7 separate regions of the Mus musculus genome follow, and regions 2, 3, 4, 5, 6 and 7 are each linked to region 1. The links are chromatin loops, found by intact Hi-C in ENCODE. Cell type or tissue: heart. All regions are shown on one strand.

Evidence for each region. Hi-C counts contacts between places; a loop is a spot of excess contacts. Peaks named below come from ENCODE experiments on the same cell type or tissue, not always from the same donor. Only the 100,000 strongest peaks of a DNase experiment are listed, where the experiment ranks them.
Region 2: it touches region 1 in a loop (6-fold over the local background); 4 of 42 quality-filtered maps call a loop at or near these places.
Region 3: a loop joins it to region 1, with 6 times the contacts of the local background. A loop is called at or near these places in 28 of 42 quality-filtered maps.
Region 4: it touches region 1 in a loop (9-fold over the local background); 41 of 42 quality-filtered maps call a loop at or near these places.
Region 5: a loop joins it to region 1, with 6 times the contacts of the local background. A loop is called at or near these places in 11 of 42 quality-filtered maps.
Region 6: it touches region 1 in a loop (4-fold over the local background); 13 of 42 quality-filtered maps call a loop at or near these places.
Region 7: a loop joins it to region 1, with 2.8 times the contacts of the local background. A loop is called at or near these places in 4 of 42 quality-filtered maps.

What each region holds. Positions count from the first base shown.
Region 1 is chr7:118,993,559-118,997,558 of GRCm38, forward strand. It overlaps Gprc5b (G protein-coupled receptor, family C, group 5, member B), which reads right to left and starts at 1,653. Exons shown (of 4, transcript NM_022420.2): 1 at 1,482-1,653. In heart, CTCF peaks have their summits at 1,634 and 1,833; DNase peaks (open chromatin) are centred at 693, 1,683 and 2,753; H3K4me3 peaks cover 2,811 bases; H3K27ac peaks cover 1,676 bases; H3K27me3 peaks cover 986 bases.
Region 2 is chr7:118,738,235-118,742,234 of GRCm38, forward strand. Vps35l (VPS35 endosomal protein sorting factor like) reads left to right here and starts at 2,037. Exons shown (of 31, transcript NM_027815.4): 1 at 2,037-2,541. The coding sequence starts at 2,441. In heart, a CTCF peak has its summit at 1,884 (motif pointing right); DNase peaks (open chromatin) are centred at 1,917 and 2,447; H3K4me3 peaks cover 2,121 bases; H3K27ac peaks cover 1,252 bases.
Region 3 is chr7:118,854,077-118,858,076 of GRCm38, forward strand. Knop1 (lysine rich nucleolar protein 1) reads right to left here and starts at 1,922. Exons shown (of 5, transcript NM_023197.3): 1 at 1,547-1,922. The coding sequence starts at 1,700. Iqck (IQ motif containing K) reads left to right here and starts at 1,676. Exons shown (of 9, transcript NM_001374605.1): 1 at 1,676-1,885. The coding sequence starts at 1,699. In heart, no CTCF peak of the experiment used is centred here; a DNase peak (open chromatin) is centred at 1,685; H3K4me3 peaks cover 2,297 bases; H3K27ac peaks cover 1,685 bases.
Region 4 is chr7:118,763,906-118,767,905 of GRCm38, forward strand. Vps35l (VPS35 endosomal protein sorting factor like) reads left to right here. Exons shown (of 31, transcript NM_027815.4): 9 at 2,460-2,519. Among named protein-coding and RNA genes, the nearest start is that of Vps35l, 26 kb to the left of the region's middle. In heart, a CTCF peak has its summit at 2,331 (motif pointing right); DNase peaks (open chromatin) are centred at 216 and 2,443.
Region 5 is chr7:118,878,582-118,882,581 of GRCm38, forward strand. The region is part of intron 4 of Iqck (IQ motif containing K); the gene reads left to right. Among named protein-coding and RNA genes, the nearest start is that of Knop1, 25 kb to the left of the region's middle. In heart, CTCF peaks have their summits at 1,096 and 2,168 (motif pointing right); no DNase peak of the experiment used is centred here.
Region 6 is chr7:118,922,786-118,926,785 of GRCm38, forward strand. The region is part of intron 7 of Iqck (IQ motif containing K); the gene reads left to right. Among named protein-coding and RNA genes, the nearest start is that of Gm39076, 60 kb to the right of the region's middle. In heart, no CTCF peak of the experiment used is centred here; no DNase peak of the experiment used is centred here.
Region 7 is chr7:118,593,740-118,597,739 of GRCm38, forward strand. Tmc5 (transmembrane channel-like gene family 5) reads left to right here and starts at 3,558. Exons shown (of 22, transcript NM_001105252.1): 1 at 3,558-3,805. It overlaps B230311B06Rik (RIKEN cDNA B230311B06 gene), which reads left to right. Exons shown (of 2, transcript NR_169121.1): 2 at 2,686-3,099. In heart, a CTCF peak has its summit at 1,651 (motif pointing right); DNase peaks (open chromatin) are centred at 1,662 and 3,652; H3K4me3 peaks cover 1,563 bases; H3K27ac peaks cover 420 bases; H3K27me3 peaks cover 3,265 bases.

The DNA.
Region 1 (4,000 bases):
ACCCAGTAAACATTAGAGTCTATCTTTATAAAGAAAGCCCTCTTCTTGGCTGCCTGGGCCCCAAACTTTAACTCCTTCCCATCCCATCTTCCCCTCTTGCGACCCAGCTGACCCTTTTTAGACTTAGAAGCGAGAGGATCAGGGAAACAGTGTTCACAGCCCAGATAGAAAACTAGCCCAGAGGAGGGTTTCCAACCAACAGATGCCAATTTGCATTCTATTTACATGTAATTTGCATGCAGTTTAACTCCAAGTGCGGTTATTCCCAAAGCTCTGAGTGCCCACCAAAGAAACTTAGGAAATAACGTTCTCAAGTGCTTTGTCTACGGGGTGTGCTTAGCCTCTTCTGCATCCTCTTGTCTTTGTGGGGACCCCCGGAGCTTTCTGGACGCTGCTCAGGTGCCCCCACCCCGGCGCAGTCCGGCGGCCGATGCGGCGCGTGTGCTTGGGGGCCCCAGGCAGGGACGATGGTGCCCGCCACACTCCCGGGGCCTTTGTCCCTCTTCCAAAGAGCCGCCCCCTTGGCGAACAGAAGAAGAAGGGGGTAACTGGCTAGGCCGAGCTAGAACAGGGGGATGAACACTCTGATCTGGGGGCGTCCTCTGGAGCAAGGTCGGTGGGCCGATCCAAAACTGTTTAATCAGCTACCGCCGGCCAAGGAGGGGTGCTGGATCCTCATCTGTGCTCATCTCTCCCACCAGGTCCATGAAATGTGTGGGGTCCTTTGGGGCTTCGAGCCCCAGTCCCCTAGGAAGAGGGGACGTTGCACTGGGTAGTCCTTACCCCTAGCCTGGCTGCTTTCCTCAGAGGCCCAAGTGCCCTCGCCTGGGATAGAAATTCTTCCGCTTCACCATAAGCAGCCGCCCCTAGATTGCCAGCCCACTATTTGTCCCCCAGCTTCAGATTCCCTCCCTGTGGTGCCCACCCTCTCGCGCCTTTTTCCAAGAGTGCGTGGCCACTGCGGGCTGCAAGCTGGGTTCCCCAGACCCTGCGGCAGGTGAGATTTCAGGTCTCCAAAGGCCGGCCCCTGCCTCAGGCCATGTAGTGCTTAGTTCAGGACCAGCACCCTGGCTGTCCTCGCACCCCACCAACCGCCAGGCCCCCTGGAACCTGCAGGCGACGTCCCTCACAGGGGTCACTAGCACAGGGCCAGATTCCCCTTTATTCCCAGACGCTTGTAGTCTGTCCTCACCCCGGACCATAGTCAGAGCCTTAGTTCGTGGATTCCCCCACCAGATAAAGGTCCCCAAACCACTGCCCTCGGTCGGTCCAATGCGGCTCCTCTCCCGCCGCACTGTGGCACCCCTCACTCGAACCCCACGGCTTCTGCAGATGTACCCCAAGGAGGAGGAGGAGGGGGAGAAGGGAGAACAGAAAAAGCACGAGCCAGGATCCGCTCCGGATCTTTCCAAAATCACGGCGGGAAAAGTTTCTGGGGTCCCTACGGCGCCCTCCCCGTGCCCGCGCTGGCTGGTACTCACCGACCCTCGCGTCCCCGCAGCGCCGACGCTCCTGCTGGCCCTGGGCCCAAGTCACATCTCTGCAGCGCGCCCGCGGCCCCCGCTCCGCGCACGCCCGCCAGCCGAGCCCGCCTCACTGCATCGCCCTTCCGAGCTGCGGCCGCGCGAGGCGCCCCCTGGCCCGGCCCGCGCTGCAGCAGCCGCGGCCCCGCCTCTCCGTTAGGCCCCGCCCCAGCAAGCCCCGCCCCTGCCGGGTCTGCAGCTCTGCTCACCACCAGGACCAGAGCCACAGCTTGCTCGCATCCCCAGGCGCCTTCCTGGCTTGCTCGGAGCGCTAAGACGGCTTTCTCACCCAAAACTCCTGGTGCCCCAAATTCGAGGACATCTCCTCCTCCCTATTAAGAGTCCAGACGCACAGTTGCTCAGATTGATCTGTAGAAACATCCTCAGCCACATAGGACGCAATATTCCTACGAGGATCCTAGAGGGGCACTCCCCTCACACACCGGCAGCAGGTCTTGGACAAGGTTCTACTGCATGCGTTCTAAAGTCACCAAAGCCTCGCTGTGATGCACTTAGGAAGGTCCCCGATGAGCACATTCCCTGCCCTCTTCCACCCTGCTCCAGCCCGTCCTTTCCTCTTTAAGCACACTGAACCCAGCACCGATATCTTTGGCTATCCCAAACGTGACCATCACCGAGGTGACCTCCTCACGATGGTCCGTGTACAAGATCACCACCATCTCTTACACATCATTCACATAGGCACACACCCGCCACTCTCTTGGGCACACATACCTAGAGAGACCAGATTCTGGCTGTGCGCTGCACTGACGCTCAGGGCACAGATACCTCCAGTGACCACAGGGCAGGCATCGGACATACATGCTGGAGGAGTCTGGGACATCGCTCACCTGGCTGTCTGAGGTCAGCATCATCTAGGCTAGGCTTAGGGAGACTGCGCTTCGGCATCCCCTGCAGCGAGCTGTCAGTCTCGGGTTGTTCCTTACCTTTTCTTAGTCCCTGAAAGTCCTTTTCTCTCTTTCTTCAAGTTAGTTTTCTCCAGGGTCAGGCCACATAGAGCTTGGCTATGCGTCTCTGTGAATACACACACACACACACACACACACACACACACACACACACACACACACATATGTATATTTTAAGGACACATGTAAGGGACGTGCTCCTATGACACAGCCCTTCCCCATGTTAGCGACATTGTCCCGGCGCCAGAAACAGGGCTTGGTACACAGTAGGCGTTTGTTAAATGTTTTGCAGGACAAGGTCTTCCCAAGCTAGTACTGGTCAGACCGAAGAACTGGAACGTGGATGTGCACTGTCCCCTGGTGGTAGTTTGTGGAATTGACACCGACAGCTTTTAAACGTTTGCCTTCCTGGTCTTCAGGACCTCAACTGTGTAACCCAGACTGTTTTAATATGTGACCACTGGTGTACACCTGGAATACATTGTAAAGTTCTCCGCACAGGCATCTGGCCTTTGAAAGTTCCGTTCAGTGTTGGGTGAGAAACACCTGGCTCCATGTCCCAGAGGTCTAACTACTGCCATTTACAGAGTCAGAGCATCACAGAGAAGTTTCAAGTCCCTAGAGAGATGGCTGGGTGTGCAGGCTTGGAAAGAACTGCTCTGGGGACACTGGGATCTCCCAAGGGTGACATCTCTCTAGCGAGTCACTAACTCATGTGCTCACACGCTCAACCTAGGTCAGGCTGACCAAACAAATAAACTCCCAAACCAAGTATTTTCCCTGGTTCAACTTGTCACCTCAAAAATGATAAGGGCTGGGGGCTTTCCAGTGACACACAGTCTGTGGGACGTTGTCCATTGGTGTCTCCCACCAGACTGGAACTCAGTACCATCCAATTGGTTCTATTCAACCCTTGAGCACTTTCCCATAGACTACTACCATTGTGCAACTAAATGTTGTTGCTAGCGGTTATAAATGCACAGTGCATCTTATGTTCAAAAACATGCCTTGGGGGTTGGGAGCTATATCTTGATAGCAGAGTCCTTGCCTAGTCGTGCAAGAAAGCAATGGGTTTGATCCCCAACTCTTCATAAACCATGTGTGACAGCGTACAGCTCTAATCTCAGCTCCCAGGAGACAGAAGCAGGAGGGTCTGAAATTTAAAGTCATCCTTAGTTACATAGAGGCCAGTTAGACTTGTCTCAGGGTTTGGGGGATCCATGGGTCACATTTGTCCTTGTCCCATGTTCATCCCATCTCCTGCCCATGAGGAGGGCATGTCTCTCCAAGTATTTGTTGAACAAAAGGATAATTAAATTCCCATGTAAGAATGGCTATCTTGTGCCGGGCCTTTGAGCATGCTCTTTCCTCTGCAAACAAGGGGATTATCTCCCAGATGGGTGTGCTGCTCACGGCTATCCATCCCTGACTTTATTCATGGCATTTATGGAATTGTCTGTATCCCGAGTGTGACAAACAAAGGCTTGGAAAGCAGGTGTGTGTGTGTGTGTGTGTGTGTGTTTCTAGAAGTCTAAGGGGGTGGTTGGG
Region 2 (4,000 bases), 260 kb before region 1:
AAATTGGATTTGGGGAGCCATCTGGACAAAGCGCTTGCTGTGCAAGCATGAAGACTTTCTAGATCCCTAGTGCCTGTGTCAAAATGGCAAAAGGTGTGCACCTGCAACCCAAATACCTCTGTGTGGGGATAGCGTTGACAGGCTTGCTGGCCAGCCATTCACAGCTTCAAATTCAAGGAGACAGACAGAAAGCCAGAGAGAGGGAGAGAACAAGAGAGAGAGGGAGAGAACGAGAGAGAGAGAGAGAGAGAGAGAGAGAGAGAGAGAGAGAGGAAGAAGGAGGAGGGGAGGGAGGGAGGGGGAGAGGGGGAGAAAGGTGTGCTGTCTCAAAACGTAAGTTGGAGAGTAATAAAGGAAAATACTAGCTATTGACCTCTGGCCTCCATATGCTCATACATGGACAATCAGACATGTGCACATGCCACACACACACAATTAGAAGCTGAGTGCAGTGTCCCATGCCAACAACCCTAGCACCTACCAGGCTAAGGCAGAGGACCAATACCTCCAGGCCAGCCAGGACTACAAAGTAAAACCATTTTCAACAACAATGTAAGCAAAGGAACAAAATGTTTCCATTTAAAACTGCTCTCTATATTCAGTGTTTTTCCATGGCCCTTCTCCAGTTTCTTTAAAAGATTCTTTTTTTTAGACTTAGTTATTTGATGTATATAAATATTTTGCCTGTATGTGTGTCTCTATACCACATGTACCTCTGTAGGCCAGAAGAGGGCATCAGATCCCCTGGGACTGGAGATACAGATGGTTGTGAGTTTGGGTTCTAGAAATCAAATCTGGGTTTTCTGGAAGAACAGCAAGTGCTTACCAGATAACGCATTTCTCCAGCCCAGATTTTACAGTTCTTTAGGGACACTGACAGAGATGCCACAAAACCATGGTCTTAGCATGTGGTAAGAAGAACCCTTTAGTTATCTATCCTTTCCAGAAATGTAGCCTGTTTTATGATAGTTCCCCATCATCTATTTTATACATAAGATGGGATGGGTTTGACGAATGTACGAAGGACAATTGGTCCCCTGCCTTTAGTGCCTCATAGTTGCTTCTTACCACCCAAACTGCTACCATTCTTTCAAAGGAACCACCAACAGCAGTGTCCCCTAGAATTGTACACACAACTATCCCAGAGCCACTGTTTTACAGTCCCCAGGCAAGTGGCATGCCCATTTACAGTAGATGCCCTGCTCTGTTATAGACCAGGGTCAGCGCTACAGAGAGAAAGGCTCTGAGAGCAAAGGCCAACCAAGAGCAGCCTGTCTTGCCTGCCTCACTAACTACAGCATCTGAGGTTTGCCCCGGAGACAGGGATTTTATAACCTCCTGTCACCTTAGCAGTTAGCTCAGTTTCACAGAGGAAGAAACTGGGACTCTGAAAATGTCAGTCCTAGTTAAAGTATATTCCGTTGCCTTTTCCAGAACGCATAAGAGGATGCTGCTCTTTCCATAAGGAAATGCACTTGGGAGTAGAACCAGGATGGTATGAATAGACAGTCTGCTAATTTCCCAGTCTTAATCCATTCTTATTTGAGTTAGAGTTTGACACTCACCAGCTTTGAGCATCAGTTTTCCAAAAACAAGTGATTAATGATAGATACTCCAGAAGTTTCTATTGAGAAGGGAGTGGGCAAAGTGCATTGAGTGCAGTCACCCTATCATAATTTATCCATGGGGGTGGGGTGGGGTGGGGCTTAAAACAGGAGCGCCAAAGTTCTGTGGTCAAGAACAGAACTTGCTTGCCCGTATTCGGACGTAGATTGTCAGTAGTGGGGGGAAAATGCCCAAAGTGTTCATCCTTACGAAGCATGAAGAGAACCCACACCAAACAGAATTCACTTCATAATCACTTGTGTCTGGCCCTCAGCAGGGATGGGTGTGTGCACTCCTTTTTGTCACTAGAGGGCGCAGGCGGGCCAAGCAGCCAGTGGCGTCTTACCCCTTACAAGACTGGGGGGCGGTGTGTGTGTGTGTGTGTGTGTGTGTGTGTGTGTGTGTGTGTGTGTGTGTGTGTGTGAATGGGATGGCTCAGAAGGTAATGGCATCGTGTGTGTGTGTGTGTGTGTGTGTGTGTGTGTGAATGGGATGGCTCAGAAGGTAATGGCATCTAGTGCCAAGCGAAGAAAGGACCAACACCTGTCCGTTATCCACTGACCTCCGTGCACATATTTACATAATACGAATGGGATTTAAGCAAGGCGTGGTGATGCAGGCCTTTAATCCCATCATTCGGAGGCAGACGTAAATGGATTTCTATTAACAAAATAAAAAGAAAAAATAAAATCAAGGCCGATGACGGAGCTTGGGTTTTGCCGGGCCATTGCCCGATACAACTGCGGAGGATCGGAATCCGGAGGAAGTTGCCCCTCACAATCATGGCGGATGACGGAGCCCGGGATCTTCAGAGCGGAAGCTGCCCTTCACAATCATGGCGTCTGGGGCGGGGCCGAGCTTCCCTGGATGTGAGAAAAGGGGCTGGACGCGGAAAACAGGCGATCATGTGACTGGGAAGATGGCTGTCTTTCCCTGGTAAGGAAAAACCCGCTAGTAGGCTTCGGGGAGGGCTCCTCTCAGTGGGGGTGGGCAGTCCTCCTTGTTGGGATCGGTGGCCTCCGTCCCCGCCCGGGCTGTCAGGACTACGGAAGAGCAGAACCGCTGTCAGTACTCTGCTCCTCTCCTCTGTTCCGCAGCTCCTTCACTCAGACGGACTCCATCCAAGGCTTCCGCCTCCTTGGGAGACGTTGGCACGCCTGGGAGTTCTGGGGAAGGGGATGAATTCGCCCGGAGTCTGCACCTGGGAGACCTGGTCGCTTGTTCCTTGAGCTCCTTAGACTTTCTCATCTGTAAAGTGGGACCATTCACCCTACTCTATGTAGGGTCCCCAGACACGCTTCTTTACCTCGTTGTTCAACGTAGTAGAACGTATTAGAGAGAGGACACGCCCAAAGGAGAGAGGGGGCAGTCAGTCAACTCCCCTGGCGGCTTGGGTAGACTGCAGAGAAGAGCCTTCAACTGGGTCTTGCAGGATGCATACGAGCTCACCAAGCAGGAAGGAATAGTGTGTACCCAAGTGACTGGCATACGGGCCTTTTTGTGCTTAGAAGTGAGGTGACCTTTAGGTTGTCACAGGTGATTTGTGTCGATAAAGAACCCACATAGGATAAGCGGATGATAATGTGGTTGGACGTTGGAGACCTTGCATCTCAGGGGCAAAATTTCTGCGTTTGAGCATGAAAGAAATTTGTAGCGCTAGGCCTTGAACATAACCAACATCAACCCTCTGGCTTTTTGGCCGGACACTTTAATTCACTCCACCCTGCAGACTCTTAAGTGACCACTTAAGGACACAGCACGTCAGCGTGGTGCCGTATCACACCGTGGGTTGGCTTCACCTGCTTGTGCTGGCTTAACCTTGGATGTTTTCGTTTTCCATACTGCTGAGACCCCAGCTCTGCTCGTGCCTATGGTCTCTGTAGCCGTCTCTCTTGAGCAAGTGTGTGGGAGTGCACGCCCATCTTTCAGTTTTACCCACTGACTTCGTGTTCTTTAATGAGAGAGACAGAATTGTGTCCGTCTTCTTCCCGGTGATTGTTCCTGTCGATGCATGAGGGAGCTGATGAGGCCCAGGGGAAGTGTGCCTCTGCTCCAGAGAGCGCATTTCTCAAGGGACGTGCTTAGTGGTCAGCGTTAGCCTCTTAGCTAACTTAGTTAACCAAGTCCGCTTTTCATTTGAGACCATGGGATGCGAGTTGACCTAAAGTCGTGCAGCCTGCCATGTGAATTCTAGGGACTTGGATCTTGGAGTTTGCTCTTTCCCTAAATGAGGGAAAGTAGTGGGAATCAGCCAGTGTAACCAGGACAAACTGTTCTGGGGTGTACGAATGGGAGGTACCTATATCTTTATTAGTGAAAAAGTCTGATTTTTGGCAACTGTTGAGATAGTAAGGTTGAGTGTGTTTAGTGATGGTGGTGGTGGTGGTGGTGAGGC
Region 3 (4,000 bases), 140 kb before region 1:
ACAAGTTGGGCTATCTCAGTCTACAAGACAGCTGCAAGCACTGTCTTCAGTTTCAAAGTGACTGCTAGGAATTAACATGTGGCCATAACACATGGAAACCTTCATTACCTGGCTTTCCTCGGGAAAAACAGAAGCACTTACGACAAGTGGCCGGGGATTCAATACATGGCTTTCACTATGATCACCAGTATGCTTCTTGCTACTCTGTGGACTAGAGACAAAACATGGGAGGCTTCTAAGGAAAGAGGTGGAAATTAAGGGTCCAGGAGCTTCTCTATCCTGCACCTCTCCTTGGCTTCGGCGCTAACATGCTCCACAAAGGATTCAGCTTGCTCTGGGCAGCTTCAAAGATCTAGGCCAGACTTGAGCCATATCAAGTCCACTCTCACCTTGCTTTAGGCGCACACCTTTAATCCCAGCACTCCGGAGCCAGAGGCAGGCAGATTTCTGAGTTCAAGGCCAGCCTGGTCTACAAAGTGAGTTCCAGGACAGCCAGAGCTATACAGATAAACCAAAAAAAAAAAAAAAAGAAAGAAAGAAAGAAAGAAAGAAGATGCCCCCACAGACATGTATAATCTTATACACCAATATTATGGTGGCATTTTTCTCAACTCCATAATATTGAACATGGTTTTCCAGTTTGACCAATAGGATGGTAGAGTCAACCCTTGAGGCAGAAGTGGAGGGTGACTGGGCAGCTGGATGAAACAGCTGCCTTGATATAACTCACTCAGCATGTGTACTGTAGGGCTGAGGCAAGGAAGTCACTCTCGCCAACAGAGACGACATAAACAGGACTTCAGGGATGATAATTAACAAGAAAACATAACTGGGCCTCAAGACATACTGACTTTTAGAGGACATAGGAAGGGGACTCACAAAGGAGAGAAAGATACAAGTCCCGACAGGCCAGTATCAAGTAAGACCATGATGATTCTACAGGATTAGGGCCAGTGATCACGAAAAATAACCCGGACAAAAAGGTCCCAGGCGTCAGCTTAACCCACTTCTTTGTTTTGCCACTCAGCCAACAGCAACATACTCTTTTCCATCCCTTTAACTGTACTTCACTCGCGAGAAGTGGAACCGAACCTACACTGCATCACCTGCAAACACAAGCTTTCTTCAAAAGCGCCTTGTTTTTGAGACAAAGTTTGACTACGTCGCTAGGGCTGATCTGCATCCCGCGTGCCGGGGTTATAGACGTGGGCCACTATGCCCAGTGTGAAGGCACTCTTAAATTCCCGCGGCAGCAGTGGATAGGGTTAGTGTGACCAATAAGCCTCACAGGCCTCGGAGACTGTAACTCACTAGGTCTCAAAGTCAACAAGGTGCAAAACACGGACTCGAGCCAGAGGAGCGTGTGCTGCCCTCACCAACCGCAGGCTGCTTGCTAGCCAGGATCATCCCCATGCCTACTCCAAGGCGGGACGGCTTGGAGAGAAACCGAGGGCTGCAGGCGAGTTGGGGGTGACTTATCTTTGTTTTCCTCTCCCCCAGCGTGCAGCACCTTCCTCGGGGCCCCGCACAAACCACCCGCACTCACCTGGTTCGCTAGCAGGCCAAGCGTCCCCGCGTGAGCAGCCGCGCAGCCGCGATCCGGAAGTCAGCTTCGACTTTCTGGCCCGCCCCCTCGAAATCCTTCTCCTTCCGGGTCGCGGCCTCCCGGTGCCCTGGGTTGCTGTAGAAACCGCGTCCATGGCGGCGCCGAGACTTGTATCCAGCCGCAGCGTGCTGCGTGAGGAGGCGAGCGGCTCCGCGGATTCGCCGATCACTACGCGCACGCCGGTGCCCGCAGTGTCGCCCGGGTCTCCCGAAGTGCTCGTGTCACCCCCGCAGGTCGTCGAGCCGCCGGGGAAGAGCCTATGGGATCAGATCTGCGAGGGTAGGCGCCCCGCCGCTGGTCGGGCCGGGCGGGACGCGGGCGGGACCCGCCGGGACGCGCGTTCCAAGCCTCTGTGCGCCAGGCGGGTGACGCGCGCGGGCGGAGGAGCCGAGCCTTAGGCCCACACGCGGAGAAAGAGGTTGGCGTATGTCTTGGATTCCGGTGCGACCTCAGGCAACAGGCTCGCAGAAGGAAACCCGGTCAGAGAGTTGCGTAGTGTGAAGCTTCAGGGTAGAGACCCGGACCGCCCGCAGATCGCCCGAGGAAGCAGGGAATGAATGAACTCTGTAGACAGGCTCCGGTGATACTCAGGAAGTATTTTGGTGTGGACAAATAGATTTTGATCTCCACTTGCCCCAAAGCCTTTCTGAAGCCCCACAAGCAGGCTAGATCACTTGTTCCTTTGTAGCCCACGAACCTTGGTCATGGGGTCTTGTAATAGTCGTACAGCGGGCATAACAATGGTACCTATGTCGTGGTGTTAGGAGGTAGAACCACGTAGTCACAGATCCTAGGTTACAGGAAGAGTGTTAGTTTTCCTTCATTCCAAAGCCTCCAGATCTCAAAGGCAAGAGACACAGATTCATTCATAATAAGTCCGCTGTCTATCCCTTCTCCCTTTTCTCTCGCCTTTTTGGACTACAGACTGGCTTCCAGCTGAGTATCCTCCTGCCTCAGCCTTCCAGCTACTGAAAGATTTTCATTCTTGTGGCATTGGCTGTCCAATACAACACTAATAGAACGTTCAATAATCTGTGCTGTTAAATGGGTTTGGGGTGTAATTTGGGACTGGCAGACTAGAAGAACCAAATTTCTTATTTTACTTAATTTTGATAAATTTAAATAGCAATATTTATGGAATAGTTCCAGGTCAGTAAATGTTTCGTGAATGGAAACAGTGAATTTGTCAGTGTATAGAGGGAAAAATGGTGACTTGGAAGAAGTGGTGAGTTCAGAGGAAGAAGAGAAGAGTCAGTCAGTCCTCCCAGACCACAGGGCTTGCATTACTCCTTCCCTGTAACCTTTGCTTTAGAGAAAAGGTTTCACCCTGATGTTCTTGTAAGTTCTACCCTTAGGGTCCTTACCCGAGGAACTATCTGCAGCAATATTCAGGTGTCTATATACTTACTGTCTTTCACCCAGAGGATTCACTTTTCCAAGCCAATAGATCTTCATAGTACAGTTTATTGTATAGTTTGATACTTTTCTTATTGCTGTGAAAAATATCTGACAAAAGCAACTCAGAGACTTATTTGGGCTCACAGTTTGAGGATATGGTACATCATCCCAGTGGGGGCTCCTGGCAGCCGGTCCCGTTTGCATCCACAACTAAGAAACAGAGATGGATTCTGGGGCTCAACTCACTTCCTTCCTTTTATTCAGTCCAGGACCACTAGCCCACAGCAGTGTTGCTGCCCCGTCAAATTGGTAATATCACAAGTAGTACTGGGGAAGGTGCTCTTTGAGGGGGATAATTCCTACCTCACAGGGCTGTAGTGGGAACCAAGTGAGATAATGAGAAGATGCTCTGGACTTTGAAAGGCTCAATACATGGTCATAAATATTGATACTTTTTTTTGTCTTTTCTTGTGGAATCAGTTTCTGTGGGGTGTGTTATACCTGGATAAAAGCAAGGACAAAGGGTTTTAGTGCTCTCTGAAAAGCAAGGGAATTGATGTCACTTACAAAATAATAGCTGTTGAGCAATGGGGGTAGAGATGACCTATTTTATACAAGGCCACTGTGACTTCAACCTAGATGACTGTCCTAGTTATTTTTCTGTTGCTGTGATAACACTGACCAAAGGCAACTTGGGGAGGAAAGGGTTTATTTCAGTTTACAGGTTCTAGTCCATTGTTGAAGAACACCAAGACAGGAACTCAAAGCAGGAACCTGAAGCACTGACCTCAGAAGAATACTAGTTACTGGCTGGCTCCCCTGGCTATTACTAAGCCAGCTTTTCTTACATAACCCAGGGCCACCTTCCCAGGGCTTGTATTGCCCACATTAGTGAACAATCAAGAAAATGCTCACAGAGATGCCCACACAGGTCAGTAGGTTTGAAGCGGTCCACCAGTGGAGACTTCCTCAGATAACTCTGGCCTGTGTCAAGTT
Region 4 (4,000 bases), 230 kb before region 1:
TCGCTAATGACACTCATGTACTGGTCCACCTTACACGTGTTCTTGAGTTCCATTTGTCCGGACTCCATAGAGAAACACACCAAAAACCTGGTGGCGTGCTGCAGTTTTTTGTTGCGTCCTCAGATTCATGGCTGATTGGCAGAGTGATGTCAGCTGAGACAGACGTATGTGCTGAGGCAAGACCCATGGAGGACACGTGATGTTTGGAGGGAGAATAAACGGAACTCAATGGACAGTGACGAAGGCTGAGTTGGCTTGCTGGTAGGGCTAGCTGCGCAACGCTTGTTGATCTTGCATCTTTGCTGATCTCGGCTTTCCTGAGAGAGGCACAGCTGAGAACTTCTGATGTCCCTGCTGGTGCAAATCCCTCCTGCTGCTGACTCCTGCTGAGGCTGGGGCCTGCCTGTCCCTGCTAGGTGGTGCCACCACTGCCGATTCCTGTTTGCTATCCTGACTCTACTGTGCTGCTGGTGTATCTGTGAAGTGTTTGCAAGTGGATCGAGCTGCCGCTGCTAACCTGTGAACTGAACTGCCGATTTCCAGACAACACAGATGGGAGCTGCTCTAAAGAACTTTTCTAAACAGGTCCACTTCCCCTGTATCTTTTCTTTTCCACCACCTCTGGTTGGTGGTGGGCTAGCAGAGAGGTTAAAGTGTTTAAGAACCATCATTTAAAATAGGTTTTGAGAAAAAAAAAATTAAAGTTACAGACTTTCTGGAGAGAACTACCTGAACGGACATGTAAGGAACACAGAACAGTTTTCTTTCCTAAATGCTGCTGGCAGGACATGGTAAATAATCGTGGGTAGTGCTGGGCACAGAGCTCATGCTCAGAGCGTGTTCACTGTCACCGCTGTGGTTTTCAGTCACGGTGTCTTCGATGTGTGAGAAACTAGTCAGGAAAAGAACCAAGGCTTGGGGAGGCAGCTCATGGAGCGAGAGGTTTCCGAGAAAGCGTGAGGACCCGTGCTCACATCCTCAGGAGCTACGTGAGGGATGGGCGGAGCTGGCTGTGGGAGGCACAGGCAGAAAGGTCACTGGGGCATGGTGGCTTCCAGCCTAGCTCCAGGTCTGATGAGAGTCCCAACACAAAAGAATAAAGGCAGAGAGTCACAGAGGAGACCCAACATTCTCCCCTGACCTTCATCTTTGCTCATGGACATGCGCAATGCAGGCATCCGTCCCTCCACACGCACACGCATGCAGAATGAACTCTAGCCAAGATGGTTATTTCCCCAGACAGTGTCTACCACCCGAACAAAAGAAAAACAAGTTATTTGGCCAGAAATGACATAGTTAGCAGCTGCTTACAGTGCGAGGTGTATTTCCTGAAGACTGTTTCTAGAGAGGTGGCAGGCTTTTGTATAGGAAGTAAAGGAGTTTGTAAGAGTCCCTCCCTCGGTGTGCTGTTCCTCAGCGTGCTCAGGGACAAGCAGTGCCTCTGTCCATTGTGTCCCTGTGGCAGAGAGGAAATGTCTCCCTCTCTCTCTTCACCCTTGTGATCCTGGGTTAGAAAAACATAGGAAGGAAAAGAGGCAGTGGGCCTGGGCACTGGCATTGGAGCACATTCCGTGAGGCTTCCAGAGTCTGCAGGGTGTGTGTGTGTGTGTGTGTGTGTGTGTATAGGGTGAGGTTCTAAGCTGGGCTTCTCAGTTTGGCTGTACACTGACATCTCTGACATATCTTGGCTGCACCCAGACCACTTCTGCGGGAGCCCCTGGGATAGACAGAGACATCACACTAGATGGTGATCTTTGGGGCTCCAGGGGCTCCAGGGCTCTGCCGCATGCTGGCCTGAGAAGTATTGGTCTAGCAGACACTGGCCACCATTTCTAGATACTCGGATAATTAGTGTCTTCCACACCTGAGCACGCACAAGGATTTGCAGCAATGTGGTCCAAAGTTCACATTCTAGTCACATTCCCCAAATCTTTGACTTTCAAAGCTCCAAGACGGGCCCAGGCCTGTGCGTTCCCAGCTACCACCCTGCCAGAGGCGATCAGCACCTGAGTGAGAAGAGAAAAAGAACCTGGAACTCAGGCCAGAGCAGCGAGGTGTCCCCACACTTCACAGAAAGTGCCCTACACTGGATTCAGCTCCAGCCATGCCCAGCTTAGGCCAGCAGATGTAAATAAGTGGCCGGTGGTCAGAAGTCAAGTCAGTGAGATCAGAGAATGAATATCTGACCCGAATCTTGAGGGCTACAACATTCTGTAATTATTTTTAACCTAACTACCTAGGTAAACCCCGTGAATTCGTGTGAAAATCAGCTTCCTCTTTGCAGGAAAAAAAAAAAACAAACAAACCAAGGCTAAAAGTGTGTGCCACTAGGTGGCAGCATACACTCACGAGTGAATGCCTGCTGCCAGGTGCCATTTTCCTGCTTCTAATTAGTAACATTTATTTAGTGTTTGCTCCTGTGGTGTGTGACGTCAACACCATATGTCTTCTTGTCCTAGGAAAGCTGGTCTATGAGCGCATCTCCTCGATGTGTGTGGACAGCCGCAGTGCCTTGCCAGGTAATGTCATGCTTCCTGGGCTTGCTGGCACCAGCCTGCTCAGAACCGCCGTTAGACGGTTTTAATCAAGTCGGGATTTATTGAAAATGGATAAGGTTTTTAATTCAATGTGTTGAAAGAAACGTGTTTGAAGTCTGGTTGTCTCTGTCGTCCGGAGCCATCAGAAGGTTTGCAAGCAGGCAAGTCATTAGAATGCAGGAAAAGGGGAGAGGGTGGAGTGAGACCTGGCTACAGGTCAACTTCTCTGCTGCTGCTCAGAGCCACGCTCCTGTTTCATATGGGCCTTTCTCTCCAAGAAGCAAATTGCTTAAGTAAAAACTGCGTATGTATGAAGGGATGTCCGATAAATCAATAGTAGCAGATGCCCCAGCTCCTCAGCCTATACATAAATGATGTTGGCGTTAAATTCATTGCCAATCAATTTTAAATTCCCAGGAGGTTCTAATGGGACAGGTGGATGATGGACTTGTGTTGTCACAGGAGCAATTGTGACGATGTGTTCAGATGCAGCATCTTCAGCTACGGCTTCCTTTCCTTTGCCCTGTTCAGCTCACACAAGCTGCAGCGGCTGCCTGGGCTGTCATTTCGTCCCTCATCCTGGTCCTGGCAGCGGTTCTTGCCCAGGGACAAGGAGACAGTGATAGTGGCAGTGACCCATAGTTTAACCTTTTCCCTTCCTTCTTCCCTGCCCCACTCCCTTCTCTCTCCCCCCTCCTCCTCTTTCCCTTCCCTGGCCCTCCTTGTCCATCCACCCAGATATCATCCATCTACCCTCTCAGCCATCCTCTATCTATCTCTCCCCCACATCTGTTTACCTGCCCTCCTGACCCCCCTGCTCCACCCCCATCTGTCTTCGCACTGACCATCCATCTACTCACCTGCCCATTTATCCACCCATCTCCTTAAAACTTTGATACAAACATCTCTCAGAAGGAAACAGCTGTACACAGCTTTAGGTCTATATGAGCCCTTTAGCCCTTGGAGCTACCTGGTCTCGCCATAGAAGGGTAGGCCCAGTGCAGAAGGGTCACAGCTGTGCCTGCACTGTCTGGTCCAGTGGCCACCAGCCCCGTGTTGCTCTTGAGTACTTGAGATGTGGCTGGCAAACTGAAATGAGTTCGGAGTATAAAAAGAAAAGACACTAGGTAGCTCGGTGTGGAGGAACATGCCTGGAATTCAGCCTATACCAGCACCCAGGAGACGGAGACAGAAGGATTGTGAGTGCAAAGTTAGTTTGGGCTCCGTCGTGAAATCCTGTCTGTAAACCCCCAAGGGCTGAGGGTCCAGCTCAGTGGTAGAGTGCTTATAGAACATCTCCAACACTGCAGAAAGGGGAAAGAAAGCAAAAAAGAAATGAGAAATGACAAAAGACACGGGATTATAAGACTTACTGCACATCCAAAGCCATATAAGCCACTAATAACTTTTCAGACTGGTCCCAGGTTAAGCTGGTGCTCCAGATGGACTGGGCCTCTGCACGT
Region 5 (4,000 bases), 110 kb before region 1:
CTGGCTTGTGTCAAGTTGACAATTACAGCTAGCAGTACATCGTGTTTACTTCCTACTTGCCTCTGAATTGAGCCTGCTCCTCTGGCCTTTCCTTCCTCCATGTTTTGCTAATTTTTGATTGGTTGGTTTAGGTTTGGTGGTTTTAGGGTGGGTTGTTATATTTTGTTGTTGCTTTTTGTTTTATTTTGTTTGCTTGTTTATTTTTTAAACAGGATCTTATGTACCTCAGGCTATCTTCAAAGTCCTGTCTTTAACTCCTGATCTTCCTGCCTCATCTCCTCAGCTGGTATGAAAATTCTGTGCCACTACCTCCAGCCTCTGTGCTAACTTCCCTGGGGGATGTCTGATACGCATCAGGTGCTCAGTAAACACATTTATTACTGCGCTGGAATGACTGAAGTCCACTGACTGATCCTGTCACAGCCTGCACAGAGCCTGTCAGGCCTCCTCTTCTCTGCTTCTCACAGGATGGTTCAGAGGGCTCTTTCCCTCACAAGTTTGAAATCTAGACTTCCGAATGCCCCTCACTGTTTTGTGAACTTGCCCTAGGGCAACACACAAACACTCTGCTTACCCCAGATAGGGAACCAATGATCATCCAATGTAATGATTTCACCAAAGTCCAGCTTGGCCAATCAATGTTTATTGAGTTTACGTACAAAATATGGATAAGGAGTTACTAACAGAAGTGTGTGTGACCCCAAAGCAGCCACATCACTGCAACATGTCACCCCAACATGGATGGCAACTTCCCCATAGCTGTATAGACAGTGTCTCCCTTTCAGTTAACCCTCCACACATTATATATATTAGTACCTGCAGCTTCGAAGGGAAAGGTATTGGAAGGAGTGGCTGGGATCTCATGTGAAGGTCTGATGACCCTTCCCAACCCCTCCTTCTGTGAAGAAGCAACAAGCCTGACCTTGAGGTCATCCTGTGGGTGGTTTCAGCTGCTCTCATGGAGATGGAAGTGACCACTGTGCTACCATGTCTGATTTTAAGCTAAAAGCCAGAGTTTTATGTATGCTAGGCTGTGCTCTACCAACTGAGTGGTATTCCCTGCCCTACTGGTAGGAGTCGGCATAGCACAATGCCTTAGCTATGCTAAGCACAATGCCTCTCTAGTAAAATGCCTGAGACAATCAACCAGTAAAGAGGAAGGGTGAGTTAGTTTTTGGTTCAGTGGTAGAGGTTCCCATGCACAGTCAGCTCACTGTTGTTTTGTGCCACGCAGCACAGCATAGTGGCAGCAGATGGCAGAGTGAAACCACTCACACCACAAGTGAGAGAGAGAGGGAGAGAGAGAGGGAGAGAGAGAGAGAGAGAGTATTAGAGCTCCACAGTCCCCTTTGATGACATACCCAATGACCGGACTTCCCATTAGACCCTGCTCTCCCAATAGCACCATCACAGGGTCCACCTTGGACACATGGGCTACCATACCATTTAACAACGGCACATCCACATGATGAAGCCAAGAGCCCCCAGCCTGGCTCTCAAGGCACTCTCCAGTCTGCCTTCCTTTCTCCCTTCCCTCCATCGCTGGCTCTCTTTCCTAGGCAATTACCGCCCCCCCAAGCTAAACAGACCCCCACCCAGTACCAGCCTCCCCGCTTCAGGGCCTCTGTGCATTTGCTCCTCCTTATTTTAGAAAGCACTCCTTGTGCTCATCTCTTCTGCATATTTAAGTGCTACTTGTTTTCCAAACTCAGCTGTGGGGCACATCTCCCAGGCTCCCAGTTCCCTGGAGGCCAAAGGAGAGGCAACTGATCCCAGCTCTCAGATCTCGGGGAATCATCTGTTCCTCATTCTATGGTAAATTCAGTGAGCATTAATTAAGACATTCTTAACCCACATACATTTAATTTTATACATGCCTGCTTCCCCAGCTATTTTAAGTGTCCCAAGGACAGATTCCCTATCTTAGTTTTATACTTCTCAATGTTTAGTAATACTGTACCCAGCCCACGGTGAGCACAGAGCTGGTCCTCCACAAGTGCATACAACACAGTTGGATGTCAAAGATGCACAGTTGTTACTATGTCCCTGGCCAGCACCTTTTTGGAAGGCCATTCGGTTGGACTTATTGCCCAGAGAGAAGTCCTAGACAGGTGAGGGAGCAAGACATTTGTTCTCGAGTTTCAGTCAGGAGTGGGTTAGCTTAGTGACCAGCAGATGGCCCAGCCTGCTCCCCTAACAGTAATTAATAGTCAGTCAATCAGGCCTTGATGAAGAGCAATTCTCTGGTGTCAGAGTTCCATAGTTTTCAAGTCTACCTCTAACAGGTATGGTGGGTGCTTCACATCTTAGGATAAGGTGAGGACTGGTCTTGTCTGCTTGGGATGAAGATGTCTCAAAAAAGAAATTTAAAAAGGGCTGAGAGTACAGGTCAATAGCACAGCTTTTGCTGAGCATGTACAAGGCCCTGGGGTTCAAACCCCAGCACCAAAGGGGGTAAAAGCACCATAGCTTCTGGGACTGATCTGTCTCATAGACCCTGAAGTGAACCTCTAGGAACCCAGTGGCTTTAGTCTTCCAAGTTACCACAGTTTCCATGTGTGTGAACTGAGGACAATCTCAGTGCTGCCCAAGGGATTCTGACGATGAGACAAGGCAAACCGTGCAGTGTTCAGTGCAGACCCAAACCTGCAGAGAGCTCAATAAATATCAACTCCCTATTAACTTAGTGTCCCGTGCATCTTACATGTGACCTCCCTCTTGTTTCAGGTTCTGGGTGTGACTCAGAACTGGGTCCTAGTCCAAGGAGGGATGGGGGCAGGGAGAACCAACTCTTATTTATTTGATAACTTCATGGGAAAAGAAAAAGAGGGTCTCATTATACCTGTCAAGCTGTGATGGTTTGTATATGCTTGGCCCAGGGAGTGTCATGATTAGAAGATGTGGCCCTGTTGGAGTAGGTATATTACTGCTAGTGTGGGCTATAAGACCCTTATCCTAGCTGCCTGGAAGCCAGTATTCTGCTAGCAGCCTTCAGATGAAGACATAGAACTCTCAGCTCCTCCTGTGCCATGCCTGCCTGAGTGCTGTCATGCTCCCACCTTGATGATAATAGACTGAACCTCTGATCCTGTAAGTCAGCCCCAATTATATGTTGCCCTTTATAAGAGTTGCCTTGGTTATGGTGTCTGTTCCCAGCAGTAAAGCCCTAGCTAAGACACAGCAATACCTCACTGATCTCCAGAAGGTTCTCTGTCTTCATCAAGCACCTGCTGGATCCTGAGCTGTTCTGCTCTTGGCTCTCAGCTTGCATGGCTGCTCAGTAAAGCCAAACCTCCTAAGTCAGCCATCTTCTGTGGTCCTGGGGCATGGGGGGGGGCAGGAGTGTCATCTCTTCCACCCACATAAGGTGCAGTGGATCATCTCTGCGTTGCCTTGTAGGGAACAGTGAGTCTTGCCACATGGGCCTTGTGCTTTCATACTGAGGCACTTCTATGCTCTCCCCTACCTTGCTACTCTACACCCAGTCAGGCCAGTGGTTTTCATTAGCATGCAGCTCTGCTGAGGTAGACTGTAAATCAATGTGACATCAAATTCCTGTATCATCACAGGGGAGACTCTCCCCTTTGTTTTACCTATTGCTGTAGTAGCCTTTGGAAGTAGAGGGACTGCTGAGATACCACAGCCAAGAAAATATTTGCTGAGTAAGCATGAGGACCAGTGTTGGATCCCCAACACCTATGTAAAATCCAGGCATGAAGTCATGTCCTCGGAGAGACCCTGCCTCAAAAACAAGAGGGAAGCCACCTGGGCAGGAGTGACACATGAAGCTGTCAAGCTACTTGCACACACACACACACACACACACACACATACACACACATACACACACACATACACACACACATACACATACACACACACACACACACATACACACACACACACACACACACACACACACACACATGCAAACACTCATGCACCTCAAAGAGATAAAATTGAAGGAGAAGGAGAAATAACCAGGCAGTTAGAGGCACTG
Region 6 (4,000 bases), 71 kb before region 1:
GGAAACAGCTTTGTGTGAGTCACACTTATCTGGCCAGTTGGCTGTGTGATGCCTAGAATACCTATTTAAGACTATTGTTTTTTATTTTATAATTGCTTTGAGGTTATTTGAAGCTGCTCTACATTTAATTTTTCCAACTAATTGAAACTGGTACAGCAGAGCAGTTTAGCAAGCAGACTCTACAGTTAGATGCTTCATTCACTAATAACCATCCTTAGTAGGGAGGCAGCTGTGCTTTAAACACTACGTGTCCTTTGGGAAATAAGGCAAGATCCCTGCTTGCATTCTTGCACTAGGTTGTCAATCAGTGCAAACAAGTAGGTAATAGAGTATGAAGAAATGAACCTTGTGTAGTGGTGTATACTTGTAATCCCAGCACTTGGAAGAGTGAGACCAGGGGCTTACTGAGAGTTAAGGGCCATGCCATGAATCCTAGCACTTTGAAGGTTATCCTCAGCTACTTGGGGAGTTCCAGGACAGCCTAAGACACAACACAGCCTGACTTTAACAAGGGAGAAAGGTGCTGGGGTAATAGCTTAGTAAAGTCATTATTGTGCATGCATGAGGATCTACGCTCAATCCATAAAACATGTGGCAAAAGGGCTGGGGCTGGTGAGACCCCGACTTGTAACCTTAGCACTCAGGAAGTGGAGACAGATAGATGGGCTCTCTCTCTGGTCACCCTCTGTATCCTGCTTGAATGAGTTCCAAGACAGGGAGAGATTCTGACTCAAAAAGCAAGCAAACAAACATAAAACAAAAATCAAGCCGGGCGTGGTGGTGCACGCCTTTAATCCCAGCACTCGGGAGGCAGAGGCAGGCAGATTTCTGAGTTCGAGGCCAGCCTGGTCTACAAAGTAAGTTCCAGGACAGCCAGAGCTACACAGAGAAACCCTGTCTTGAAAAACCAAAACCAACCAACCAACCAAACAAACAAAAATCAAAACAAGAACCCAGGAGGTTGTCCTCTCGACTCGACTCTGTATACAAGTGCACATATATGTGCATGAACACACAAACACACACACACACTCATACACACACACACGAAATACAGTAGAGATGCATGCTTGGGGTATAGTTCAATGATAGTGCACATGTCTAGTATGCTCAATGCCATGGGTTTCACTATTAGCACCCTGACCTCCCCACTCCAAAAATTTATCAACTATTGTCAAAATAATATCACTTAATAAACCGCCCCACCCCACCCCACCAGCCTACAGTGTGAGGTTCATCTCACACGTGTGGTAATCAGGCAGATTACAACGAATTTAGACTGCAGCATAAGCTCTAGAGATTATGTTCTATTCAGGTTTGTTCTAGAGCCTTCTGAGATCAGCAGTTTGCCAGGGGCATGTGCTTTTCAGAGCAGAGTTTGCAAGCCTCAGAGCGGATGAACAAAACATGCACCATGTGATCTGGCTAGCTTTATGTCAACTTGATATAAGCTAGCATCATCTGAAAGGAAGGAACCTCAATTGAGCTAAATGTCTCCCTAAGATCAGCTATAAATCATTTTCTTAATTAGTTATTAATAGGGGAGGGCCCAGCCCATTGTGGGTGGGGACATCCTTGGGCTGGTGACCCTGGGTTTATTAAGAAAGGTGACTGAGCAAGCTGGTAAGCAGCATCCCTCCATGCCCTCTGCATCAGCTCCTGCTTCCAGGTTCTCAGCACTGCTTGACTTCTTGTCCAGACTCCCTTCGATAATCAACAGTGGTGTGGAAGTGAAAGCCAGATAAACCCTTTCCTCCCCGACTCGCTCTGGTCATGGTGCTCCATTGCAGCATTAGTAATTAAGACTAAGGTACCAAGGCTCTCAGGGCCTAGGCTCATCTCAAGGCCAAACCTAACAGCTAAGAGGCAATCATAACCCTGCTGAGTAGTTACCCTGCTGCAAATAAGTACCACAAGACAGAAGAGAGCAAATGAAAGGACCAGAGAACAAGGGAGGTGACTCCTGCAGGTCACAGGATGGTTGAGGAGGCCATTCTGAGAGGCTGTAGTTTGAGCAGAGACCCAAAGCAAGCTTGAAGCACAAAGAGGTGGAAGGTGCTAGATGTATTTGAAGGTCAGTGTAGGTTATGTGAGTGAGCCAGGACACGTGACCCAGGTAATGAAGAATTATTCAAAGAACAGAGCCCTAGTACCAACTGTCGATAGGCTGACAGAACTTGGGGTTTTATGATTTGGGGAAGGGGTCCCATAATCTCACTGACTTCTTGAGGAGAGTGGCAGCCTCCAGATGCAGTGGCTCCCCAAATCCCTGGTCTCCAGGGTTTGCATATGTGCTGTGTACATGGTCGTGATGTGCATCCATGTAGAGGCCTGTTTCACAAGTGTCATTTCCCAGGCAGCATCCACCATGTATTTTAAGACATGATTTCTCACTGACCTGGAACTAGCCACACAGGCTAGGCTGGCTAGTTCACACTGGCTGCCCTGAAAACTCAGAGACCCTCTTGTCTCTGCCTCTCCAGCATGGGGGGCATAAGTGCTTCGAATGGAACTGGGGTTCTTACCATTTGAGCCATCTTCCCAGCCCACACCTCCTAGGATCCATATTTCTACAGAGACCTTTCCCATATTAAACCACAGAAGGTATGTGTGACCCTTATAGTTCTACAGAAATACCTTTGAATCTTGGCAGTGGTGACACATGCCTTTAATCCTAGCACTCAGGAGGCAAGCAGATCTCTTGAACTTGATGCCAGCCTGGTCTACAGAGTGAGTTCTAGGCCAGCCAGGGCTACACACACACACAAAGAAAAACCCTGTCTTGAAAAACATATAAGAAGAACAACAGCAGCAACAGCAGCAGCAACCACCTCATAGTGCCCACGATTATTTCTGTGGGAGAAAGGGAGAAGCCATGTGATGCTGTTGTGTTCTTGATATCAGCTTGTGGTCTTTGCCAGTGATGTCTTTACCTGGGACTGGTCGAAAGGCAGGGAGCCTTAAGCACCACTCCAGACCTCTTGAATCCAAAGTGACCTCTATGGTTTTCTGTTACATAATTATTGTTATATATATAACGGCTGTCTCCATGACATTTTAATACATGTTTATAAAGTATTTTGCTCCCACTCATGACCCATCACACTCTTGTCCCCTCCCATCTGATTCCTCTTCTTGTCCCACCTCTGCCCCTTAGACTTTCCCCTCCCCACCCCCCTCATGTGATCCTGTGAGTTCCATAAGGGCTGCTTACAGGAGCATAAACACCTTACCTACCAGTGGCCACACTACTGAAGTAAATGTTTTTCTCTCCCCAGCCACCACTGACTGCTTATAGATCTTTTAGGGAGCCCCTCCCCCCAGCTCTGTAGTTTTATTTTTTGAGACTGTGCTCAGCATGTGGTCAAAGCTGGCCTTGAACTTGCAGACCTCCTTTCCATGCCTCCCAAGCATCGGGATTAGAGGACAACATTATCATTCCCAGCACAAAGAGAATCTGCTTCTTAACGCAGAAGGAACAGCTTGGGTACAGAGGTTTGCTTCTTGGCTTGCCAGCCTTGTCATTATTTTAATTATTTGGTTTCCCTTTCCACTCCTGAAAAACAGGACCGACAATTGTGCTCCTGCCCCCCCCCCCCCCCCCCGCTTTGCATCCCCATCTCTCACCCCAGTCCTCTCCTGTTAGCTGTGAGGGTGTAGCTCTGTTGAAAGTCCATTTACCCCTATAAGAATATATTCCCGCTTGTTTGTTTCTTGGTGGTAGTCCTTAAGTTCTTGGTTTCTGTTCTTTGTTTTTTGTTGGATTTTTTTTTTTCCTGCCTGAGAAACCCTGTTATTTTTCAAAACATTCTTTTGATCAGGCTAGAAACTTCTGCCTGTGCCCAGCAGGACTCTGGTGCCCCAGAAAGAAGGCACCCAGTTGCCGTGGTCCCCATTCAGGCCTCCTTCTTGGGGCAATGTCTGGCCACTCAGCAGGCTGAAGTAGGCCACAGCACTATAAATAGGGGCCTTGGCCTGCTCTGGGATCAGGTCTCAGGCT
Region 7 (4,000 bases), 400 kb before region 1:
AGCTTTCTAGGTTCGTAAGTCCCAGAACAAATAATTGGACCAGGGTGAGAAAAAAGTAGAGGTGCTGATGGACCCCCACCTGGGAGTGTGGTGAGTCTCTAAGGCCTCTCCTCTCGGGAGAGTGCCTTGGGTGAGCTTGGTTTGTTCCTCATAGCCCTGGTGAGGGAGGAGTTCCCAGGCCTTCCGCCAACTGGCTTCTTTCATATGCTAATCTCCCCTCCAGCCCTATTCTGCCAACAGTTGCTGTAACAGAAGACCACCCCTCCTCCCAAATTGGGTGCTTTATATAGAAAAAAATATATCGTTCACACAGTCTCCAGCTGGGAAGGGACATCTGTTCAGTGAAGAGGAACAAATACAGCTTCTGGAACATTCCTGTGAAGCAAATTGCCTGGGTGCTTCAAAGATATCAATAGCTGGAGTGGGGGCGGGGCAGGGGCAGGGGTGAGGTGGGAAGCTCTGTAAAGCTCTTGCATAGTAAACAGGAGGTCCTGAGTTCCACCCCCAACCCTGGGGGGTGGGGCAAGGAAACAACAAGAGTCGGGGTTGGCTGAAGCAAGGGAGGAGGAGGGGACAACTGGACTAAAGTAGAGTAACATGGAACTGATGGTTCACAGCCGACCTCCTCTGCTTTCCTCTGTTGGTGCTGGCTATTAGTGCGAGCAGGAAGGTCCTTGGGATTTCCCAGCACACAAAGCTGAGAGAGTACTGAAGAGCTGCCATAGGGGACTGGGGAGGGATGGCTCAGTGGGTGACGCACTTGCTGCAGAAGCCTGAGCATCCGAGGTTGGACCCTCAGCATCCACGTAAAATTGGGCTCAGTCTGTAATCTCGGCTCCTACCTCGAGAAGACGGCCAGAAGTAGCCTGGGGAGTCCCTAGGCCAGCTCGGGAATGCAGCTGTGAGCACCAGACTCAGCTTCCCACAGGTAGAAGGAAGGCAAATGTCTCTCGCTGAACCTTGAACTCATCCGGCCACCAGTAAACCCTAAGTGTTTTCCTCTTTCTAGCCCATGCCCCACAACCCTCACCCCAGAATGGGGTTACAGTGTGAGTGCAGCCACCCGTGGCTTAGTGCTGGGGATTTGAACTCATGTCCCCATGATTGCAGCAAGTGCTCTTACTCACTGAGCCCCTCTGATTTAAAGACGCTTGTCTTAATTAAAGGCATGCTGTGCTAGCATTAAATAAACGGGGCTGTCTGGTGCTTTCAGGTTCGTCTTGGAGTCTGCGTGTGGGATTCTTACGGTTCTCTGATGGACCCAGTCACGCCAGCCAGCATGGCACAGAAGCAATGTAGGTCGTGTGGCCCTGAGGTCAAGCAGACCCAGAACTGGCTCTGTAGGGCAATGTTACATAAGTTCCCTTTGTCTCTGTCTGAATTACCTCCCCGTGTCTAGATTTCCGTGTCTTTAAACTTAAGACACGCTATGACTATGTTTTCTGGACCGGACTGGGAGACCAGAGCTCAAGCACTCTGTTATCCTGTCACATGATTGAGTGCATGATATCACGTGCCAGGTGGGCACCTAATTTGAGCTTCTTTGACCAGTGAGTCCCTTCCGTAGACTGGGCTAGATCCCTTCCTAGTCGTCTTTCCTTGACGAAGCCTCCCTTTTCTGCCTCACCCTAGAGGCAAGTAGCCACAAGAGGGAGCCAGAGAGCAGGCATGGGAACCGGTCAGGCCAGCTGGGGAACTTTGCCAAGTTTGTATTGATGGCACGCGCGCGCGACTCTGCAGAGGTAAACACCATCCTCCCAGGAGAGGGCAGACTAAATCTTGGTTATAATGAGTGTTTCCGAAGGTGGCCAGGGTTCTGCTAGGTCTCTGGGAGCCTGATCTCCGGCTGCTACGGACCGGTCACAGTTTCTGGAAAAAAAACCCACCAAGTCAAATCCCTTAGTGTCCCAGAGTCACCACCTTTCAAGTAGTGCTTTATGGTCTTTTTCAGGCTAGCTGAGGATATTTGGGCAGAGATTTGGGTGGGGCATTTATTCCGGTTTTGTTTGTTTGTTTATTATTTTTAAAAAGTGTTTTACTATGTGGTCCCAACTGGCCTGGAACTCCTTTTGTAGCACAAGCTGTCCTAAAACTCACAGGTCCACCTGCCCCCACTTCAGTGCTGGGATTAAAGGCATGAGCCACCATGCCTTGCCTTGCCATGTGGGCCTTTAAAAAAATGCCTCAATGAAGACAAATGTGCTTACATTTTAAACTTATTTCTCTCTCTCTCTCTCTCTCTCTCTCTCTCTCTCTCTCTCTCTGTGTGTGTGTGTGTGTGTGTGTGTGTGTGTGTGTGTAAGTCAGACAACTATTTTTAGTAGGTAGTAAATTCCTCCACCTTTATACCATGTGGGTAGAAGTCAGGCAAGCGTGGATTCAAACCCCTTTATCCAACTGAGCGGTCTTGCGTGTATGTTAAAGAACTATGTCTATAACCATATCGTGATCTTCTTGGTCGCAGAACTAGGTAATAATAGCCTCTGAGATAAACAGGCAACAGAGTCTGTTTGCTGGTACAGTGCTTCCTTAGGGACCCTGCTGTGCCTGACACACCATGTCCCCCCTGCAATAGTCAGAACGACAGCTGGGTGGTACTGAAGCAGACACACACACACACACACACACATTTCTTAACAGTAACGGAAAGCAAATGGCTTGCAACTTATCATCCTCATCCTTCAGGTGCAGTTCAACGGAGAAGAGCCACGGCGCTATGTGGCTTGTCTCCGGAACGTCCTCATCTGGGGAACGCCACCTCAGCACCCCCTCAGCGCCCCAAAGCTTCTGTCTGTGGTTGTTTCCTGTGCGAGTACAACTCGGAGCATTCAAGCTGTTGTACCAGACTCATCTTGCCCAGTGTCAGAATCTCTTGTTCAAGACAGGCTGGGTGTGAAGCATGCCTATAGTCCTGGCACATCAGGAGCTCAAGGCCGGTCCAGCTACTTGAGACCCGTGTGAGAGCTTAGAAGGTAAAGGTGCTTGCTGCTGTGCTTGACAGCGTGACGGAAAACAAGAATGGACCCCTACATGTTGTTCTTGGATCTCCATACATGTTCCCATGGACCCCCAATAAATAAAATGTAATTAAAAAAAAAACCTCTCTGTTTTGTTATGAAATTTCCCCTCTGTAGCTCTGGCTGCTTTAAACTTTCAGCAATCCTCCTGCCTCAGTCTCGTAAGTGCAGATTACAAGCCTGGGCCAACAGTCTGGCTGACGTTTTCCTTCCTATTGAAAGGCAGGATTTCACTAAGTCACAGGGACTGTCTTGGAAAGATCTGGGATGACAGGCTGGGTCACCACCCTGACCACTTGGTTTGTTATTGGATGGACAGTGTCGCTCTAGTGGTGAGTGGCAGGGTGCTCCTCACTGTGGTGTCTGATTCTGTGTCTGATTCTGGTGATCCGAATCTCCATGTGACTCTGCATTTCTTTAGATTCCCACAGTGTGGCCGGCAAAGCTTTTGGAGCTAGTCGCTCCAGCCCCAATGCCTTCCGGCATCCCCTGGGGACTCCATGGCCCTGGCTTCTGCTGAGCGGAGGGGTGGGGCTTTCATGGGAGACAGTAGTGTGTGTACACTGGAACGAGCAGTAGTTGTCTATAGCCACCGTCTTCAGGGACCTGCTGGATGCTAAGAATACTGTAGCCGGCCCCTGGATACTAGGACGACACGCGGCAGCCTGCGCACAGTCCTAGGTCCTAGCTGGAGCACACTGTGAGTGTGAGAGAGGCGCTGCGCCCGGGTGAGACGGTTGCCCTGCACGGAGGGTAGCGGCTGTGGCACGGAAGCAGGAGCTACGCAGGTGGATTGGGTGAAAGTGGGGCGGGGAGCAGGGGGGAGCGGGAGCGGGGCGGGCGGATCTAGGAGCTAAGGGCCCCGGCAGCCTCTGCACCCCAACAGCAGCGCTGGCCTTCTGTGGTAGCAAAAAACGGGGTAGGATTGTCTAAACTGCAATTTGCATGAGAATATCTTCAAGATCAATTTCCTTTCTTAAGAA